Regions from separate parts of the Homo sapiens genome. Here region 2 is linked to region 1. Evidence: read pairs that join two places in POLR2A ChIA-PET (ENCODE). Cell type or tissue: GM12878. All regions are shown on one strand. Links, peaks and the distances in the headings refer to the core of each region. The heading gives the core; the rest is flanking DNA. Region 1 overlaps LOC112268156 (a long non-coding RNA gene). Region 2 overlaps NR2F2-AS1 (NR2F2 antisense RNA 1).

Region 1 (10,619 bases), core at 1,815-9,814:
TCTTAAAAAGGGGAAATTTAGAAACAGAGATATGCATGCATTGATGATATAAAGAGATGTAGGGAGAAAGCCACCATCTTCAAGTCAAGGACAGAGGTCTGGAGAGGATCCCTTCCTCACAGCCATCAGAAGGAACCAGCCCTGTCGACACCTTAAATGTTGACTTATATCCTCCAGAACTGCAAAACAATAAATTTCTGTTGTTGAAGCCATCCAGGCTGTGGTACTTGCTTATGTGAGAACCCTAGCATACCAACCAATTTTAGCCACTCAGTAACTTTAATATCCCCTCAGATCAATATTTCAAAAACATATGAAACCAAATTAAATGGCTTAAAATTATGTTTAAAGTGTCCTATGTAATGGGGAGGCAAAAGGAACTAATACGTATTGTGCATCTATCATATCCTGGGCAGAATTTGGAGAACTTGATATATTTTTGTTGATTTCACACGTATAAACCACTCTTTCAACAATAAAATTTTATCTAATTCAATAGAAACACATCTTGTGCAGAAGAACATTTACAGTAAACATGAGTAATTTAAATGAGTACCAATTAAGGGGATTGTACCTTGCTTAGTATATTTCATCAAATTATACATCATAAGAGGTAGAATCTTCTCTACATCATGAGCAATGGTACTTGTTGAATTCTTCTCCATCATTTCACCCACATTTTTTGATGTATCATATAATTGATGGTTGAAAAGTTTATAGTAGGTTTTGTCAAGGACCCAGTTGTGAACAGAGATTATAAATAAGCACAGTCAATCAAGAAGATTTATCAAGTAGGCGCTCTGTATACGGCACTAGAAGGAGAAGGGGAGGTTGCAGAAGCCACACCGCCTGGTTTGGGCTACGTAAGAGTCTAATTGGTGAGAACAGCTATAAGCAAGTCAAGAAGGCAAATTAATAATATGCTTTGGGGCAATATCTCAGCAATGCAAAAGAAAAGGAACTCAAGACACGGGCCATAAATCCCTGTGTGCCAGTAATAGTCCCAGTTTACACTTGCTGTCTCCGATTAATTGTTAAGAGTGGTTTTTTTTCATTCCCCAAAATGTCTGAGGTTGCTTGAAAAAGTCTGGGGTCACTCTAGCTGGGGACTTCTCGACCGCCACACTACTAAAGTTGGAAGATGGATGATTCTTTGTTGGGGGGCTGTCCTATGCACTGCAGGATGCTTGGCAGTTTCTCTAGCCTCCACCCATGAGATGCCATAAGCAATGCCCTCTCTCCTTTGTGACAACCAAAAATGTCCCCTACAAGGCAAAACCACCCCCAGTTGACAACCACTGTACAGGAACAATGATTACATCACGGAAAACTATCTTCAGAAGATTAGATTTCAGTATCTGTAGATAAAGAACCTGAACTGCCTGAAAAAGGAGGACATTTCCTTTTTCTTTTTTTTTTTTTTGGGGGGGACGGAGTTTCACTCTTGTTGCCCAGGCTGGAGTGCAATGGCGCAATCTCGGCTCACCGCAACCTCTGCCTCCCAGATTCAAGCGATTATCCTGCCTCAGCCTCCCTAGTAGCTGGGATTACAGGCATGTGCCACCACGCCTGGCTCATTTTGTATTTTTAGTAGAGACGGGGTTTCTCCATGTTAGTCAGGCTGGTCTCGACCTCCCGACCTCAGGTGATTCGCCTGCCTTGGCCTCCCAAAGTGCTGGGATTACAGGCATGAGCCACCGTGCCTGGCCAAAAGGAGAACATTTTCTATATAAAAGTATGAAAGTGGAAAACAGCAAGTTGAAGTCAGAAGTCCAAGGGATGGCAGTAACCACGAATAAAGATTGGGGAGTTAAACAAGTTAACCAACCTGTTTACCAAGCTAAAGCTATGTTGATGTACCCCGCAAGAACACTTAAAAACAATAAATTACTAAAATCTCTAATTTCTGGCGCATCCACAGTTCTCGGCACAGTGTATTAGAACTAGACTGTTTACATTGCTTAGCTTCTTAATATTTAGAGAGGCAGAGAGTGACACCCTCCACAATTGTTTTCTGAAAGAAGAAGAGTAGATAAGAGCAGTAATAATAATAGCAGCAGCTATTTATTTGGAGTCTCTTACAACCAAGACCTTTTATAGACATTATCTATTATCTGGTTTAATACCCTGTAGACTTTTTTTTTTCTTTGAGATGGAGTCTTGCTCTGTTGCCCAGGCTGGAATGCAGTGGCGCAATCTTGGCTCACAACACTCACCACAACCTCCACCTCCTGTTCAAGCAATTCTCCTGCCTCAGCCTCCTGAGTAGCTGAGATTACTGGCGCCAGCCACCACTCCCAGCTAATTTTTGTATTTTTAGTAGAGACGGGGTTTCACCATGTTGGTCAGGCTGGTCTTGAACTCCTGACCTCGTGATCTGCCCACCTCAGCCTTCCAAAGTGCTGGGATTACAGGCATGAGCCACCGTGCCCGGCCATCCCTTGAAGACTTTCCCAAGACCAGTATTAACTTCTCTGGGCCTCAGTTTCCTAAGCTGCGACATGAGTGAAGGTAGGTGGTGTCACACATCTATTAAGTGTCAGGGTCATGACTTGAACCCAGGTCCAGCTCCCCTAAGCCTGTGTGTGTTTCCCTTGCCTCACTGCACTGGCTGGCAGAAGAGCAAGCAGAGAAGATTTCACGTAAAAAGAGAACACAACCAGTTAAAGAACACAGTAAACATGATCATTCTTCGTACAGACTCTGAAACACGGGGAGGTGGGGAAAGGCTTTTCTTTTTCAATTTCAAATTAACCTTTAATGACTGAGGGTGTCCTTATTTATCAAAATGAAGTAAGCTTTGTCTGGTGTCTTTCATTTACATTAGGTGATCATTTTGGATTAGGGGTCTTCAGATGTGTTGATGTTTAGTAGAAGTATATCAATATGATTCTGAATGCCGGCCAGGGTAAATTCTCTCAAAATGAAGAGTTAAATGCTGAATTTTTGTTTCAGACTCTTCCAGGTCAAGATTTTCAATATCCAAAGGCAGAATCTCCTCCCATCTTGCTTCATTCTTAGTTCTTCTTTTACTCAGTAAATTTAGCTCACACATGCGGCTGGAAGGAAGTTATTTGGTTACAAGGGGATTTCCATGAAGACGTGAGCAGTATCCATTATTACCATCACTGGTTACTTTCTTTGCCCCACTAAGCTAAATGGGGAAAGACAAAGTACTCACAGTGCCAGGCTAGTGGGAAAAAAAAGAAATTCAGTAAAATGTAGTCATGTGTGATTTGTACCAAAAATAATTATTGCTGGTCAAGGCGGCTCCGGCCTGTAATCTCAGAACTTTGGGAGGCTGAGGCCAGAGGATCACTTTAGCCCAGGAGTTCAAGTCCAGCCTGGGTGCCATAGGGAGATCCCAGTCTCTACAAAATAATAAAAAATTAGCCTTGCATGGTGGTGCATGCCTATAGTCCTTGTTATTTAGGAGGCTGAGGCAGGAGGATCACTTGAGCCTGGGAGGTCAAGGCTGCAGTGAGCTTTGATTGTGCCACTACACTCCAGCCCGGGCAACAGAGTGAGACCCTGTCTCAAAAACAACAACAAGGAAACTTATTATTAATACCCCCACAGAGAGAGGTAGGATTTAAGCCAGGCCAGAGTATATGCTTTTTGTCTATCCGCATTAGAGCAGTATGGTGCTTTTCATCTACTATTTCATTGTATCAACACCCAAACCCAAAGACAGAAGACATATTATGACCCCTCTAACTTAGGGGAAGAAAGAGAGGATCAAGGGAAATTAAATAACCTGCCCAAGGTCGAGTGGCTAGGAAGTAATGTGGCCATGATTCAAACCCAGTTCTACCTGATTCCAAAGCCTGTAGTCTTTCCACTAACACAAGTAATTCAAGAAAAATTTAGCTATATAATTTAAGGAAGTGAGAAGATCAAATTTCCAGCCTATCCCAGAGAAGACAAGGTAAACCCCAGGTCAGTAGAGAGGTACTGAAGGCTTTTGGGCTCCCAGGATGCAGTTTACATCAGCACCGTGCAGTCCACTAAATGACATCCCCTCCCAGAAGAGCAGCAGTTGAACATCACCTTGTCTGGAGGACTTAACAACCCTCCATTTCCAACCCTTGGGAGGTAAACATTATGCTAGATGGTGGCTTTAAATCATCTTTTCCAACATAAATGATATTGCAAAAAGTCCAAGAAGAGGCAGATAAATTCACTGGGATCTGAGCACAGGCTTTTTATTTTGCGGTGCTGAAGTATCATTAGCCAGGCATCTCACAGAGAAGGGAACCTCCAGTGCTCCCCAGCTAGACACAATCCTTGTCCTGGATAGAACACTCATCCACACCCACTGGAGCCTCGTGGAAGGGTCCAGGAGAGCAAGCTGTGAGGAAGTAAGGAGGTTGGAGACTTTCACAGGCTGCCCTTGTGCTCTTCGTTCCTCTTGCTTTTCTAGTACTGTGAGAAGATGTGCAGTAGGAAGAAGGATCTCCTGGGTCCATTTCTACAAGGCAGTCTAAGTGAGGGGGAGTACCAGGAGCAGGTGAAGGGAGCACATAAACTTTCAAATGTGTGCAGGTGTCTATGTATCACTTCAACAAATACATCCAGCATCACTCAGATGCTTTACTGAACAAAACAAAGTGCTGTCCCCCGTGCAGCTTGTAATCTTGCAGGGCAAAAAGAAGACCTGGGAACAAATTTAGGAGGTCATGGGTTGATGAGAATGGGGGAGGTGCAATGTTCTATAGCATTTTCACACAAGGGCTTTCCAAGGAGATGACATAAGAACAGAAAACAAAACAAAGCACAGAAATGAGCCAGAACAATCTCTGAGGAAAGAATCTTCCTGGGAGAGGGAACCACAAGTGCAAATTCTCCAAAGGATGCCAATGTACTAATAGTAAAAGGATGGAGGGGAGAATGCAGACCATGGCAGGCCAATAAACTACTGAGAGACATATCTTATTAATTCTAACTGCTGCACAGTATTACTTGCAGGAATATACCATATTCATTAATTCCTCTATTGACATACATTTAGGTTGTTTCCAGTTATTCACTCATAAGCTATGATGGGATAGTTTTCTCTACGGTACATATAAGTGATATATGGTTTGGCTCTGTGTCCCCACCCAAATCTCATCTTGAATTGTACTCCCATAATTCCCACATGTTGTGGGAGGGATGCGGTGGGAATAATTTTAGTCAGTATGTGATTTCCCCCATACTGTTCTGGTGGTAGCAAATAAGCCTCACAAGATCTGATGGTTTTGTAAGGGGTTTTCACTTTTGCATCTTCCTCATTTTCTCTTGCTGCCGCCATGTAAGATGTGCCTTTCACCTCCCGCCATGATTCTGAGGCCTCCCCAGCCACGTGAAACTGTAAGTTCAATTAAACATCTTTTTCTTCCCAGTCCCGGGTATATCTTTATCAGCAGCATGAAAACAGACTAATACAGTAAGGAAGTACAATTGCTGGTGATAGTGGATGAACATCTTCTGCTTTGTTACATATTACGGAGTCAAAGTCATTCTCCAGAGTGTTTGTTCTAATTTACAGCCCTTACAGTAGTGTATGAAGCTCCATTTTCCTCACATTTTCCCCAATATTTGGTGTTATTTGGTGTTATCGGATTTTTTTGTTGTTGTTTGCTTTTTTTTTTTTTTTGCCATTCTGATGGGTTGGAAACACTCTGTCTTCATCCTTTTAATTTGTATTTCCCTAATATCAAAGTATGAAAGAGGGATGAATTTTTTTTCAAACATTTATTGTTGATTCAAGTTTCCTCTTTTGTGACTGGTCTTTCCTAACCTCTGCTCATTTTTCTCTTTGACTATTTGTCTTTGATAAACATGTAGAACTTCTATGTTCAGAATATGAACTCTTTTGTAAGTATTAAAATATGTTATCCAGGATGTAGGATTTTAAAAATATTTTAGGGTATATGCAACCAAAGAAAAGAATTTTAATAGAATAGATCGAATTTGATTTAATCAAATGTATTAATAGACTTATGATTTGCACTTTTTATATGTTTAAAAATTATTTCCTATCATAATGCCATAAACATATTCTCTTCCTTTTCTGTCTAAGAATGTTAAAGGATTGCTTCCAAATGTTAGTATCTGAAGTTCATTTTATATATATATGTAAAATATATATATAAACATATATATGTAAAAAATATATATAAACATATATATGTAAAATATATATAAACATATGTATGTAAAATATATATAAACATATATATGTAAAATATATATAAACATATATATGTAAAATATATATAAACATATATATATATAAACATATATATATATATATGATATCTATATCTACTTTTTTTGTATGGAAAGCCCATTTCCCCCCACTGGTCTGTAAGACTATTTCTTTTCCATTCTCATATCTATGTAGGTCTGTTCCTGGGATCTTTATTTCTCTACCAGTGTACCACCAGCACACTGTCTTGAATATGATCACTTTAACATCATTCAGTCTCTAACTGCGCATGTGCTTTTTCTTTACTCTCCCTCTTCAAAATCACTATTTTGAGCTATTTGGGGTTCTTGATTCTTCCAGATGAATTAACTAGTTCCACATGAACTGACTAGCTCTGTGAAGAAAAAAATCTGTTGGAGTTTTAATTAAAGTTTTAGATTACTTTTGGGATAATTGATCTATTTAGGAAAATAAATCTTCCCATATATAAAATATCTAAGGCCAGGTGCAGTGACTCTTGGCTGTAATCCCCGTCTCTACTAAAAATACAAAAAAATTAGCCGAGCATGGTGGTGTGTGCCTGTAATCCCAGCTACTCGGGAGGCTGAGGCAAGAGAATCACTTGAACCCAGGAAGCGGAGGTTGCACTGAGCTGAGGCTGCCCCACTGCACTCCAGCCTGGGTGACAGAATGGGACTCCATCTCAAAAACAAAATAAAATAAAATATCCATGTATATGTCGTTTTGTGTCCTTTGACACTGTTGTACAATATTCTTCATACGGGGCATCCATTTCTTACATTTACTCATTGACACCTGGTGCTTATTGGGCATAGAATCCTTTAAAGAATACATTTTCTAATTGGCCACGGTGATATTTAGGGACACAATCAAGTACATGTATTGGTACTTATATATCAACGTTGTATGTGTCAAATTTCCAAAATTCATTGAAAATTTGTATTAAAAATTATACTACCTGTAATCATGACAGTTTCTTCATTCCAATAATTATAGCTCATATTTCTTTTGTGTATTGCACTGTCTAGGACCTAGAAAGAGTAATAAAGGAATGGAATTCATTGTCTTATTCTTCACTTTATAGGAAATGTTCCTTACACATCAGTATCAAATATGATTTTTTGTTTTAAGTATTTGTAGATACTTTATCAAATTAAGAAAGTTCCTTTTTGTTTCCAAAAAGCCCAAGGAATTCTGACACAGTAATGGAAATCCAATTGCAATTCGCATGCTGGCATCAGGCATGTAATAAGTGTGGTCCATTTTTCATCAATAGAATGATAAATGTTGATAATGCAATTGTCTAAATGTTTACAGAGTTTATAGAGGATATTCTTGCCAACTTTCTTCTGTGGGCTAATATTTGGGATTTAGTAGTAGAATAATGTAAAATTTTCTATAAAACAATCTCTTCGGGCTTAAATAATCTCTTTGAGCAGCGTTGCAAGAGTTTAGCTTTAGTCCTTTAGAGTAATGGAGTTCTATCTCTTGCCTAACAAAAGTAATATTATTCTGAGAGCTCAAGATATAGAAAATTATATATTAGAAAATTCTTACAAAAATTATAAACCCAGCAGACCTATACTAACTTCTGTTTCCAAATCTCTTATTCTAACAGCATTTCAGAAATAACTCAGGGATTAAAATGGCCTGTCAGGTTGACATCCACATTTCTAGATTAATTCACTTCACATGAATACATTTTTCAATAACTTTATTGAGAGTTCCAAAAATATTTACAAGGCTTTATTTGATCCTGATTTTACTTTAATCACACTCACTTCTCTAAGGGTAAAAAATGATATGTTTTAACTAAATATAACTGAAATTTTAAAATGATACAATTAAAGGCTTTTCAGAAATGCAATGTAAACTATCTGAAGGAGTGACAGAGAATTATTGGAAGTATATTCAGGAAATGGAAAGATTCAAAGCAATAGCTAAGAAAATAATGCACCCTCAGGAGGCTCAAGGATTAGAGCCAGATGCATGATGTTACTCTTTCTTTTTCTTTCTCCCTCTCTCTCTCTCTTCCTCTCTCTCTTTCTCCTTCCATTCATCCATCCTACTCTCATCTTTGCTCCACTCTCTCAGCCTTCCTCTAGTAGTGCAGAAAATAGACGCTCTCAGGATAAACAGCTAACGCATGCGGGGCTTAAAACCTAGGTGATGGGTTGATGGGTGCAGCAAACCACCACGGCACACATATCCCTACGTAACAAACCTGCACGTTCCGCACATGTATCCCGGAAGTCAAAGTAAAATTAAGAAGAAAATAGATGCTCTACAAAATGCTCAGGAAGTCCCCAAATCCACCCTCAGGTTTAACAATTTATTAGTAGGACTCACAGAACTCAGAAAAGCCCCTACTCTCATGGTTACGATTTATTGCAGTGAAAGGATACAGAGAGGAGGTGCATAGGGTCGGGTCTAGGACATACCAGGCATGGAGTTTCAGTTCTCTCTCAGCAGATAATGCAAACATGATATATTTCTCTCAGCAAGAATATATAGCAATGCACACCGAATATTACCAACCAGGGAAACTCACCCAAGCTTTGTTGTCCAGAGTTTTTACTGGGAGTTGGCCATTCGGACATTCTGTTCACCCATGTGACTACCCTTAGTCTCTAACCCCTCTGGAGCTTGAGTGGTACCACATGTCCAAAGGCCCCCCCACCAAAAGTTACATTGTAAGCACAGACTATCTGGTATTGCTCAAGACCTCCAGTAAACAAAGACACTCCTACAGGCAGAACATTCCAAGGGCTTAGAAATTACAGCCCTGCAGCTGGGAGCAAAAGGGCCAAACCTCTCCAGGGCAAAGTTAATCCTTTACTGCATACCCTGAAGACTGAGGTCACATGCTTACCAACCCAGGAAGGAAGAATTGTTTTCCCTAATACTTGCAGTATAACAAACTCCAGGGAACAATTCTGATTGGCCCAGCTTGGGCCGCATGCTCGTCTCTGCACGAGTCACTGTGGCTCAGGGAATGAGGTAATATGATTGGCCCAGCCTGTGTCATGCACTCAGCTTCGAGGTCAGAGAACCGAACCATTTACCAGAAGAATTTCATGTTTGTCAATGCAAATAACAGCAACTACAACAACAACCACCGTAGACATTAAAAAAACAAAACAAAAAAACGCAATAAACCATCGTCTTGCTCTTCTCACTTTGAATTAAGTTCTGATTTCTAGATCAGGATATCTACAGATCTAAGGGAAGCAGATCTTAAGTTAACTAATTACGTTTGTAGGATATCAGAAACATCCACTCAGCTCTTTCCTATTTATATAATCGGTGGGAAAAATATAATTCAAAACAGCCAAGGGAGTGAGATTTTTATTTTTGAATATTAATTTTTGCCACTCTGATTGTACCCCAAAGTTTTAAACATTTTGTCTTGTATATGATGATTCCTACTTGATGTCGTTACTTGTGATGAGAACAAGGATTAGGGATTTATTATTGCCACTCAAAAATATTATGAGTTTTAAGAAAACAGGAAATTATTAGAAACTGGAGTTTTAAAAAATGTTTGTTATCACAAATATCCTTTCATAACAATCATTTAAATTATTACACTATGGTTTTCATATGCACTTACTAATGCTTTTATGGGGAATAAATCTGAATATGAAAAAAACTGGATAATGGGAAGTTGATTCAAACTTAAAAGAAATATGTCCTTAAAAGCAACGCATTATTTATAAGCAAGCCAACTCCAGATATTCCTTAAAGTGATTACCCAATTAAATTCTGGTATTAGAGGTTACTGAGATTTTTTTTAATATTCCTGACTTGAAAAAATGTCCTAGATTTAATAGGCTATCATAGGACACAGTTCTGTGGCACCTGTGATTTTAGCTGAGTTCACTGGGAAACTAGATGCAACGTAAATATTAGCACATAAACAAAGTTACCTGTTTGTACTTGGCAAAGTACAAACTAAAATATAATAATGATTATAATTATATCACCTAATTTCATAACAATCAGATCATGTGCTTATTTTACAAATGTAAAAGATGCTCTCAAACAGCAGCACGCAGGTGGCCCTAGTGCCATAGGTAGCATATTGATCGTGGAGGGACTGGAATTCACGTCTCACCCCAAAGCTGTATACTTAATCAATCACTAGCCCATTAGGCAACCTGGAAAAGACAGGGTCACCTCATGAAATCATTATTGGTCTCAGTCTCCCACTCAGTACTGGTTTTGCACTACTCACTCCCATCAATGCTGTTCATAAAGTAAATTTTTCTATGATCCCCAGTCTCCCATAATTTTCCATGGTTTGCTAACTGTATGCCTCTAAACAGGTGGAAACTAGTGCCATGCGAGGGGTGGGAGAGGAGGAAGAAAAGAAAATTACTGCACCTGGATAAGAGATAGTATG
Region 2 (10,619 bases), core at 1,368-9,367, 81 kb after region 1:
ATTACAGGTGTGAGCCCCCACGCCTGGCCGTGTTTTAGTTTTTATTTAGAAGTTTGATGTTTTTGTGACCAGAAGTACTTCCTAGGCCCTTAACTCTTGAGTATGTGAATTAGCCCATGGTAAGATTTTTTTTTTATGCATCATTTTGCTTAAATTCACGATTTCCAAGAACCTATGGGTGACATTGAGGACTTACTGTAATAATATCCCAATTTTTGTGGCAAGAAAATGAAGATTCAGAGGGATTAAATAACTTGTTGAAGCATTAAGTGGCAGAACTGGAATTCAAACCCAAGCCTCTGATTCTAAATCCTAACCTGTGAACTTCCATTCCCTATGTACTATATCAAGTTCATTTATGTTAGTTCATTGTTTCCCATTTTTGAAAAGCAGTGGTGCTCGAAGTGTGGTTGCCATACTGGGGCGGCAGCAGCATCACCTGGGGATTTATTAGAAATGCCAGTTCTCGTGCCCCACCCCAGATGTATTGAATTAGAAACACCAGGGATGGAGTCCAGCAATCTGTTTTAATGAACCCTCAGATGATTGTGATATGTGCTAATGTTTGAGAACCACTCCATAAAGATTATGAATGAAGATATGATTTGGGTAGCTAAAAATCAATATAAGAACAGAAAGACACAAGGAACCATAATACAAGTAAAATTCTGATTAATGCAATAAAAGAGATCAATAAAGTACAAAGAGGAAATAATGGAGGGAAAGATTAATTCAGAGTGGTCACTCTGGGAATTTGAGCAGGGCTTGAAAGAACGGGTAGGACAAGCAAAAATGAGGGTAAAGTGGTGGGCAGGGGGAGGTGAAGAGTGTCATGAAGGTAGCTCTATTGTGCTGGAGTGCAGGAGGATTGAGAGATGTGAGGGATATCAGACTGAGGACGTGAACTGGAGCCAAGCGGAGGGGGAGAATGTATTCTGTGCACAATTGGGAAGGTTTTAACAATGTTTCCAGAGAGGATAACAGGTTTTAACAATGTTTCCAGAGAGAGAATAACAGGACAATAGCTATGCTTTGGAAAGAGAAATCTGATGGCAGCCTGGAGAATGGCATGGGAGGGGAGAGAGTGATGGCAGGCAGTTAGGCTCAAAGCCTGGAGCACCCTCCCCGGCCAGAGTGTGTGCTGAGCCCCTTAGTGAAATTGACCTCACACGGTATATGAGTCTGAGAATTAGCCATGTAGAATGTATACATATAAAAAATACCTATAAATAATCTCTTCATCTTCTACTACATGGTCCTTTTTAGTTTTCCTCTTAAGAGTGATTAATTTCTGGTCAGGCAAAGTGTCTCACACCTGTGATCCCAGAATTTTTAGAGTCTAAGGTGGGAGGATCACTTGAGCCCAGGAGTTCGAGACCAGCCTGGGCTTGAACATGGCAAAACTCCGTCTCTACACGAATAAAAAAATAGCAAGGTGTGGTGGCACGTACTTCTTGTATTAGTTCTCATGCTGCTAATAAAGATATACCCAAGGCTAGACAATTTATAAAGAAAAGTGGTTTAATTGGCTCACAGTTCCACATGGTTGGGGAGGCCTCATAATCATGGCAGAAGGCAAAAGAGGAGCAAAGTCACATCTTACATGGCGGCAGACAAGAGAGAGCATGTGCACAGGAACTCCCCTTTATAAAACCATCAGATCTCATGAGACTTATTCACTATCATGAGAACATCATGCAAAATACCCACCCCTATGATTCAACTACCTCCTACTAGGTCCCTCCCACAATAAATGTGAATTATGTGAGCCACAATTCAAGATGAGATTTTGAGTGGGGACACGGCCAAACCATATCACCTGTGGTCCCAGCTACTCATGGGACTGAGGTGGGAGTATCACTCGGGCCCAGGAGGTAAAGGCTGCAGTGAGCTGTAATCGCACCACTGCATTCCAAAAAACAAAAAAACAAAACAAAACAAAAAAAACAGCAATTTATTTCTAATTGTGAAACTCATGCATGGATTAGAAATTTATAAAATTTAGAGAACTTTAAAGATGATAATACAAATCACCTAAACTTAGACTATTGTTAGCATCCTGATGCAAATCATTTGAAAGATGTGTATGCATATGTGATAGATGTATCCCTACATATGGATCAGACTTTGATACAACTGTTTTTCTTCTTATTCGTTGAACATAGTGGGCACTTTTCCATGTAATCAAAATTATCAGAAAGCACCAATTTTGATTAGTACATAGTGTTCTAGCTCATGGGTATTCTGCAGTTTATGTAATACTTCAATGGCCATCCTTCTACACCCAGCCTTGCCTAGATCCTTACAGGTGGAAAGAAGGCTCAGATCCTAAGAATATATCCTAATCTATTCTAATTTCATATCATGAGATTGGCCTCCAGGAATGTTGCACTATTTTACTCTTTAACTAATGTTTATGAATGTGTCAAGCTTACCATGACCTCACCAATGTTAAGCATCATTTATCTTGATGTATGCTTTTTATAGCAATATGATACTGTTAGAACTGATATAGCACAACACTTGCACTGCCTTTTTAGCATAGCCTGAGAGTCACTTGGCTGACATTTTTAGAATTTAACTAATCCCCCTCAAAACCACTTTTCTGATATAGCCATGGTGAGTCTATGAGTACCAACTCATACTGTCAGTAGCTATCAATAAATATCCCAAACTATGAGAAAGTGCAGAGTGAAATGTCTTGGAGACCAAAGGAAAATCCCATGAGAACCAGGAGACAACAGATAAATCTGGCTTCTGGACCTACAGCAGATTCATTTATTAATTCATCCATTTTAGTAATATACAAGGTGATAAATTTGCAATAACATACATAAGGGGCTTCATTGATTATGAACAGAACATTGGGTGCAGACAAGATTTTCTTAATGCATGAGAGGTTAAGAATGATCGCTTTTGATGTTAATTGGAAGAATTCTCTATAGGGTAGGTGCTCTCTTGACAAATGAGTTCTCAGTTAATTTCAGGGCATGGTAAGTGAGTGGTACACTCTTTAAGAAAAAGTTTTCCTCTCATTTATCAATACTGTGCCCTATAATGCTATATTTAAAGTTGCTTCACTTATGATTACATTCTTAAAAAATTAAATTCAGAGTCAGGTCAAGAATATAACCACTTTGTTTTTAATTAGTAAGGAATAGTTTACAACAGAAAACTTGTTATTTCTCTGTGTGTTGAACCGAGAAATTCCTACTAATACACAATTCAGCTCACAGCATCACCCCTGGAAGGGCTTCTTCACCATTTGCAGATTCAATTAGTCAGGATGCTCTCTCTGCTTCTGCAATCCCTTTCATCTGTCTCTGTTATGTCACTAATTGTGTTGCCCTGGAATCAACTGGTGCCATGTTGCTCTCTCCAACTGAACTGTGAGGCCCTGAAGCCAAAAGTCATGATTCTGTCCATCTCTAGTACACAGGACAGTGCCTGTTATCAATATTTTCTTGCCGAATAAATAGATTAATGAACAGGGACAGTAGTAGTGTGTCTGGAATTTATTCCTTCCTGTGGGTTCTTGGTCTCGCTGACTTCAAGAATGAAGTCGCGGACTTTTGCAGTGAGTGTTACAGCTCTTAAAGATGGTGTGTCTGGAGTTTGTTTCTTCAGATGTGTCCAATTTCTTCCTGCTGGTGGGTTCATGGTCTCACTGACTTCAGGAGTGAAGCCACAGACCTTCGCAGTTTGAGTGTTACAGCTCATAAAGGCAGTGCGGACCCAAAGAGTGAACAGCAGTAAGATTTATTGCAAAGAGCGAAACAACAAAACTCAACAGCATGGAAGGGGACCTGAGGGAGTTGCCGCTACTGGTGCAGGTGGCCAGCTTTTATTCCCTTTTTTGGCCCTGCCCATGTCCTGCTGATTGGTCCATTTTACAGAGTGCTGATTGGTCCGTTTTACAGAGTGCTGATTGGTGCGTTTACAAACCTTTAGCTAGACACAGAGCGCTGATTGGTGCATTTCTACAGAGTGCTGATTGGTGTGTTTATAATCCTCTAGCTAGACAGAAAAGTTCTCCAAGTCTCCACCCCACCCAGAAGCCCAGCTGACTTCACCTCTCGGTAGCAGTGAAGTAGAGGCACACAGAGTCCACTTGGCTTTGTAAAAATCTAAGCAAAAGGACAGTGAAGATGTCAAGTTAGATGATGATGGTGGAAAACAAGGAGTGTTTTATTCAAAGTCAGTGGAAATTTATTTCAAGTAAACATAGGAAAGTTAAGAAAAAAGGTGTGTAGAGACTGTCAATTGCCCACCCCAAAACATTTTGCACTTTCGTCCTTTCCAATATAACTCCCATTTATTGAAACAGCACTGTGTCCCGATCTTTTGAACTCCATTTCTCTGCCTCCCTTGTAGATCAGAGTGGTCATGCGACACTACCCTGCTCAATTCAATGTCAGCAAAGATTATTACATGTTGCTTTCAGGAATGCTCCCCTTAAAGGGTGGCAGATTCAGTTGGCAGATGCCCTTTGATTCTGTGATCATCCTCTTCCTTTCTACCTGAAATGCAGAAGCTGCAGCTAGAGTTCAAGCAACTATCTTGAGAACATAAGAATGAGCATCACAGAGAATGTGCACACCGACCCTTGCTTCGGTCTATCTAGCTTATAAGTGTGAAAAACATTGTGAGATAAAATTGACAGGCCTTATAATGAAACTGGGGTATTTCCTGGATCTAGAGGTCAAACAACAGTGTAGAGACAAAGATAATGCTGAAGTTTTAAGGTTTTAACACCAGGAGGTTTATTTCCATATACAAACCAAATGGCTGAGACAAAGGGGGAAGGGATAGGAGAGCTGGTTTACAGAGACAATTGAAGAGTTTTGGCTTTATATACTGAGCTTGAGGAAATCCAGGTGAAGATAACAAGCTTAGGAGAAAAATCATGGTGGCCCAGCTCGTTGGATAGAGGAGATAACTGGAGTAGCAAGAATGGATGGGTTTGCTTAAAGATAAAGGATCAGGCAAAGAGAAGATGATAATGAACAGAACCCTGAGCATGCACCATAAAACAACAGAACAGTATTCATCAGAATTCAGAAGAAAACAAAATACAAGAAGAGTGCAGCAGACAGCAAGTGCAAGGATTTTCAACATGGTCAATGGTGCAAAATGGCAAAGGAGAAGAATCAAGTTGACCCTTGGGCAGGTAAAGGGGCCTGTGAAAAATATGGTTTCAGTACCTGGGAGAGGAAAGAGCTGGAGATTCAAAAACCCATGAGGAAGTGTTCTCAAGGAGAGTAAGCCTTCAAGGATTTTTACTATGAAGGGAGGAAGAGAAAATACCATATAACTAACACCATAAAAAGGTAGCAGGCTAGTCATTCCCCCCAGAGCAGCTTGAAAACAATTTGTTCATTGGCTGAACAATATGACATTTTAATATTTAATCAAATCTAATAGTTACTAATTTTCTACATTTAATGTGTATGGGGAATATAAAATAAGCTGCCAGTCACATTTTGGGCCAGCCAGGTTGCTGGTAGTAAATCTTTGTTTTTAAGACAAGCATCCTGGCCAGACACGGTGGCTTGTGCCTGTAATCCCAACACTTTGGAAGGCTGGGGTTGGAAGATCAGTTGAGGTAGGAGTTTGAGACCAGCCTGGGCAACATATTGAGACTCCAGCTATTCAGGAGGCTGAGGTGGGAGAATTGCTTGAGCCCAGGAGGTGGAGGCTGCAGTGAGCCAAGGTCATGCTGCTGCCCTCCAGCCTGAGCAGCAGAGCAAAAGTGATGCTGTCCCTGAAAAGAAAAGAAAAGAAAAAAAGCATCCTGTGAAATCCCTAAGTCCCTAATATAAGAACGTTTGTAAACAATATATTGCTATTTTATAATTAAGAGCCCATGGGCTTAATGTTTTAATTCCACAATGATTTTATTATGGCCTTTGCATTTATTTATACCTTTTAACCTTCCTCTCTTAACGGGTGAAAATTGGATGCTAAAAATTGCCAAGGTCAGCATTGCTTCATACTTGGCATTGGCCCAGCAAGCGTTTTCCACCTTCTCCCCTAGATCCCTATATTTAGCCAAACCCATATTTTGGATCTGACCAAGTAAGCTACTCCAGGCTCATACTGGCACCTCTCCTAAATCAACTCACCCACTGATTCTATAGAGTATATAACTTCATGGAAGGAAGGTTCGGAGAGAACTCGAGGATCTATCCACATTCTCATGTGTCTGTATTTGGACTGGCACCTAGAATTATGAGTATATAAAATCACCATGATCATCATTTATACATGTATTAACAGCCAGCAATTTTTCTAGCATTCACTGTGTGCCAAATATTTTATATGCATTATTTGATTTCGTTCTCCCAACAAGACTAACCCCATTTCACAGATGGTAAAAATGATTGTCAAAGATTTTTAGTGACCCATGTAGGGCCACAGAGCTAGAAAGCAGAGGGGCAGAAATATGAACCTAAGTGTGTTGAACTGTAAAGTCCAAATTTCTAATCACTGGGATTTACTGACTTTCATATTATCATGGACACTCCAATTTTAGAAGTATTTTTATAATTTTGCTCCTCATAATGAGCCAATTAAAATGGGTATAATTATTTTTCATTTGTATTATTAATTTTACTCACAGGTAACAACTTAGACTCAGAAATACGCCATAGACATTCAGCTAGTCATGAACCAAGTCAACATTCAAGCCCAGATATCCCACTCCAAACTCTAATCCCCTTCTTCTAATTACTTTACACTAGAACGTAAAATATGTTTATTAAGTCTAGTCTCTGCTGTGGTGGTCGGACACCTGTACTACAACCATTTGGACTGATTGTTTTCTTTGTTCTTAGTTATCTATTTTAAAAACACCATCCTCCAAAGGTTTCTAAAATCCAGTAATCCATATTAGAGATGGATCCCCCAGATCATTTGGAACAAGGCTTTGGGGTCGATCATATTTAAAACCAAAAGCAGAGCAAACCGTTTTTGGTTTACTATTTTGAGGTTCTGAAATGTTCAGTTGCGTTTGTTCCTTTTGGTCTGCAGCCAGGAACAGAGGCAGAAGGGCTCAAATACCAAATGAAAGGGTGTTCTCACAGTGTTTCTGGCCAGGACCACAGTGGAAATATCGGAAAGCTCACGAGCAAAGCTGTTCTTCTGAGATTTTTATCTCAGAAACCTGTAAAAGCAAGATACTTGCAAATATATATATATTTTTTCCTCTGAGTAGTTATCTGAGGCAAATTCTTACTGTGAACTCTGACAAGCCTGACTTTCCACATCATCTCTCCATCCCTACCCATGATGTCTATTCATCCATCCCAAGACCATGTGTCTATGCCTGTGTCCTCTTCTGCTTGAATGACTAGGTGATTCTTTTACAAATACACCTCAATCAGAGGTACACTTTGCCGTTTTGCTTTTCATTCCCAGAAGGACACATTAGAAGCCATTTATTCTACTTTCTTTAAGAGTACAGCCCAGGCAAATGAGGTCACCAAAAAGTCTACATGATTATATTCAACTTCCCAAAAGCTCTTAAATTGTTGACTTAAGAGAAATAGTGCATCCTCAAGACTCCTCAAATTTTTTACTGCATCTATATCCATTTCTACCACCTATTTTAGATTGTTAGATTAATATAGCTCAAAGCATAATTTGCATTTCTAAATTTTATCCCATTCCGCTGGTTTCAAGGGCAAAGTAGGAGCTCTCAAAATGTAATTGTCTTCCCTTTATTTAACAGCCATGGACTTGTGAATTTCTACTATTTAGGTATTAATTTTATTTCTAAATTAATGGTTTAATTTTTTCTAGATCATTTGTGTTCTACCCTCATAACTACCTTAGTTAAAGTAAAAACTACAGTACTTAAACAGAATCATGTTCAATATGAGAGTCCATTTAAACTAGCAGTTCAAGAAAAGAGCAGATATCCTTCAAGATAATCAGAAAGGCTGGGTCTCAGTCGGACAAAAAACAAGCAGCAAATTCCTTGAGGGAGGTTATAGAAAGGTAGGACATTAGTTAGAGATCATAAAGAGGAGTGTTCACTAAAGCATGTTCCATCAAACATCAATAAATAATTGCCACTTGAAGAAAGAATTGGGTGGTTAAATAAGTTTGAGAAACACTGAGTTCAACCAACTTAGCCAGTTCCTTTTTGTCAGGTTATTTCAGAAACTTTAAGGTGCTAATGGTCCCATTAACAGTCTGGAAGGGAATGTAATGTGCAGCTGCCAAATATGATTGATGGTACACAGTTTTTCCATAGACCATCTCGTGGGGTTATTGCTCCTTAGAATTCACTTTGAGGAGCTCTGAACTAGAACAACCATGGCCCATTGGAAGAAAAATAAGGGACCCTCTTCTAAGCATTGCACTAGTGTCTTAAATGTATCATTGTATTTAGTCTTTGCAACAATCCTCTACGCTGAATAGAAAATGTTGTTTCCATTTTACAAATGAGGACACTCAAGTGTGTTGGATGTATTAGTAGTTATTGACCCCGGCTGCTTTTAGACAATATAGAGACCAATCTCTGACCTACTGAGCTAGAATTTCAGGAGGATGGTCCAGGTGTATATGTGCATATATAACGCTCAACAGACGGTTTCGTTGTACAGTAATGTTTGCGAACTATTGGAAGAAACTATTTCCCCATGGCCATGTAATTTTTTTTTTTTGAGACAGAGTCTTGCTCTGTCTCCCAGGCTGGGGTGCAGTGGCGTGATCTCGGCTCACTGCAACCTCCACCTCCCAGGTTCAAGTGATTCTTGTGCCTCAGCCTCCCAAGTAGCTGGGATTACAGGTGCCAGCTGAGACTTTGAATTCTATCTTCTAACTCCCAAGTGCAGTGTTCTTTTTACTATAACATGCCAGTCATGAATGATTCTCTGCTGCCGGATGTCTCTAGATAAAAATCTGGAAATTGTCAGAAGATACACACTGGCTGATTGGTACCCTTTCACCTTCACTGTTCAAGGTGGAACAATAATCTCTAAGATAGTAGGTAAACAACATCATTCTTTAGAAATAAAGGTCAACACATTAAATTGCACATACTTCTCATGAAACCACCAAGAGACATATGTCTTATAAGCATTGCATAAGGTATTGTCAGATATGAATGCTTTCCTTACCATGATCAAATGGAGGCATTGCTGCATTTCTCCAGAGAATTATATATGGATTTCCAATGTTGGGTGACTGGTCCTTAAAAATCTAAATTAAACTATATTCTCAAATATAAAATAAGCCCTTTTCTTTGGCCTCTCTAAAATCCATGAAAACTTTCCTTTTCACATACAATGGTGAGTTTTCCAGATCTGCCTGCCTGCCCTTTCATTCTGATTGTGAATGTTCCGGTTCAACTCCCATTTCTGCAATAAAACTGCTTGTTTAAAAAAAATTGTCAGCAACTATTAACCCCTTTGCTTCTGCTTCCTCTGGTCACAGATAGCAATTGGACAGACTCCTGATCTAAACACTGAGTTTGTCCAATTAAAGTGCCTCAAGTACTAATTCATGGGGGGTAGAGGGTGTATTATTTTGTTTCTAAAGCAATTTTTCTATCCTGCAGACGTTTTACATTAATCTCCTTAGGCTACTTACTCTTTGCTGGTGTCTCTGTTAATAAGGAAACTTTAGCAGGTCTTAACCAGATAGAATGCTCCCTCGTTTAGGCCACTCAACAGTAGATGAACACACTTCTCAGTTATACCCTGAACTTTGGAATGAAGCAAGCAAACACCCAAACCTTGAAAAAATGTCTCCCTTTGCTCTCAAATGGGCTAAGAAAATTACTTAGAAAGGAGCAAAGGAAAATTCAAAGAGAAATGAGCTTGTCTTGTTATATTTACAGGTAAAATGGCTGTTTGGGGATACATTGTGCATATTTTGGTAATACACGGAATATTCACTCAGTTGAGCCTAATGGCTCTTCGAAAGCCATTAAGGCGTACTAAGTAAATACATATTTTTTTGTTATGTGTGCTAATTTGAAAAACACATTGTTTTACTTGAATGCATTCTTTCATGTCAGAAGCTACTGCCCCAGAAGTGGCCCCCTGTTTGGATTGGGCAGTTTACTGAGTAGGGAAGGGAGGTAAAGCCTTGTGGAAGAGGGTTTCTGCTGCACCTGGGAAAGCTCTGGTTAACAGCTGATGTTCGTTTTCAAAAAATGCATTTGAATGTTGGAAAACAAATGCTTTGGAGGTGATTCACATCATCTAAGAGCTGCAAGCGATTCCTGACGAGAAGGAGCTAAGAATATTCATAGGAGTTAAGAAAAACCCGTTTATGACATCAAATATCAAATGCCTCATACATTTGGGAGATGGAAACTTTTGCACAGTGTGTCGGGGGGTGGGGGGTGTTTACTGTTAACCAACGAATGGGGAAGGAGAACCACATTACATGGTTTTAGTGAACCAAATAAGACTAGTTGTTTAACTAGAGGTTATTTGTCAAACCTACTTATTCTCTCAATGAGGGACAAGAAATCTGGAGTGCTAAAGTGACTTGCCCACTATCCCAGAGCTACTAAGGAGCAGAGTGAAAGCTTATTTTTGTCTTATCATCTCCATGGTCACTCCATAGTAGGCCTTCTGCATGCACCAGGAGAAGTGGTC

What was found. Peaks named below come from ENCODE experiments on the same cell type or tissue, not always from the same donor. Only the 100,000 strongest peaks of a DNase experiment are listed, where the experiment ranks them.
Region 2: POLR2A ChIA-PET joins it to region 1 with 10 read pairs; 2 of 35 experiments call an interaction of 5 or more read pairs at or near these places.

The regions. Positions count from the first base shown.
Region 1 is chr15:96,055,512-96,066,130 of GRCh38, forward strand. All of the region lies in intron 1 of LOC112268156 (a long non-coding RNA gene), which reads left to right. Among named protein-coding and RNA genes, the nearest start is that of NR2F2-AS1, 270 kb to the right of the region's middle. In GM12878, for the core only: no CTCF peak of the experiment used is centred there; a DNase peak (open chromatin) is centred at 3,110; H3K27ac peaks cover 2,313 bases.
Region 2 is chr15:96,136,708-96,147,326 of GRCh38, forward strand. The region is part of intron 3 of NR2F2-AS1 (NR2F2 antisense RNA 1); the gene reads right to left. All of the region lies in intron 1 of LOC112268156 (a long non-coding RNA gene), which reads left to right. It also overlaps LOC124903583. Among named protein-coding and RNA genes, the nearest start is that of NR2F2-AS1, 190 kb to the right of the region's middle. In GM12878, for the core only: no CTCF peak of the experiment used is centred there; no DNase peak of the experiment used is centred there.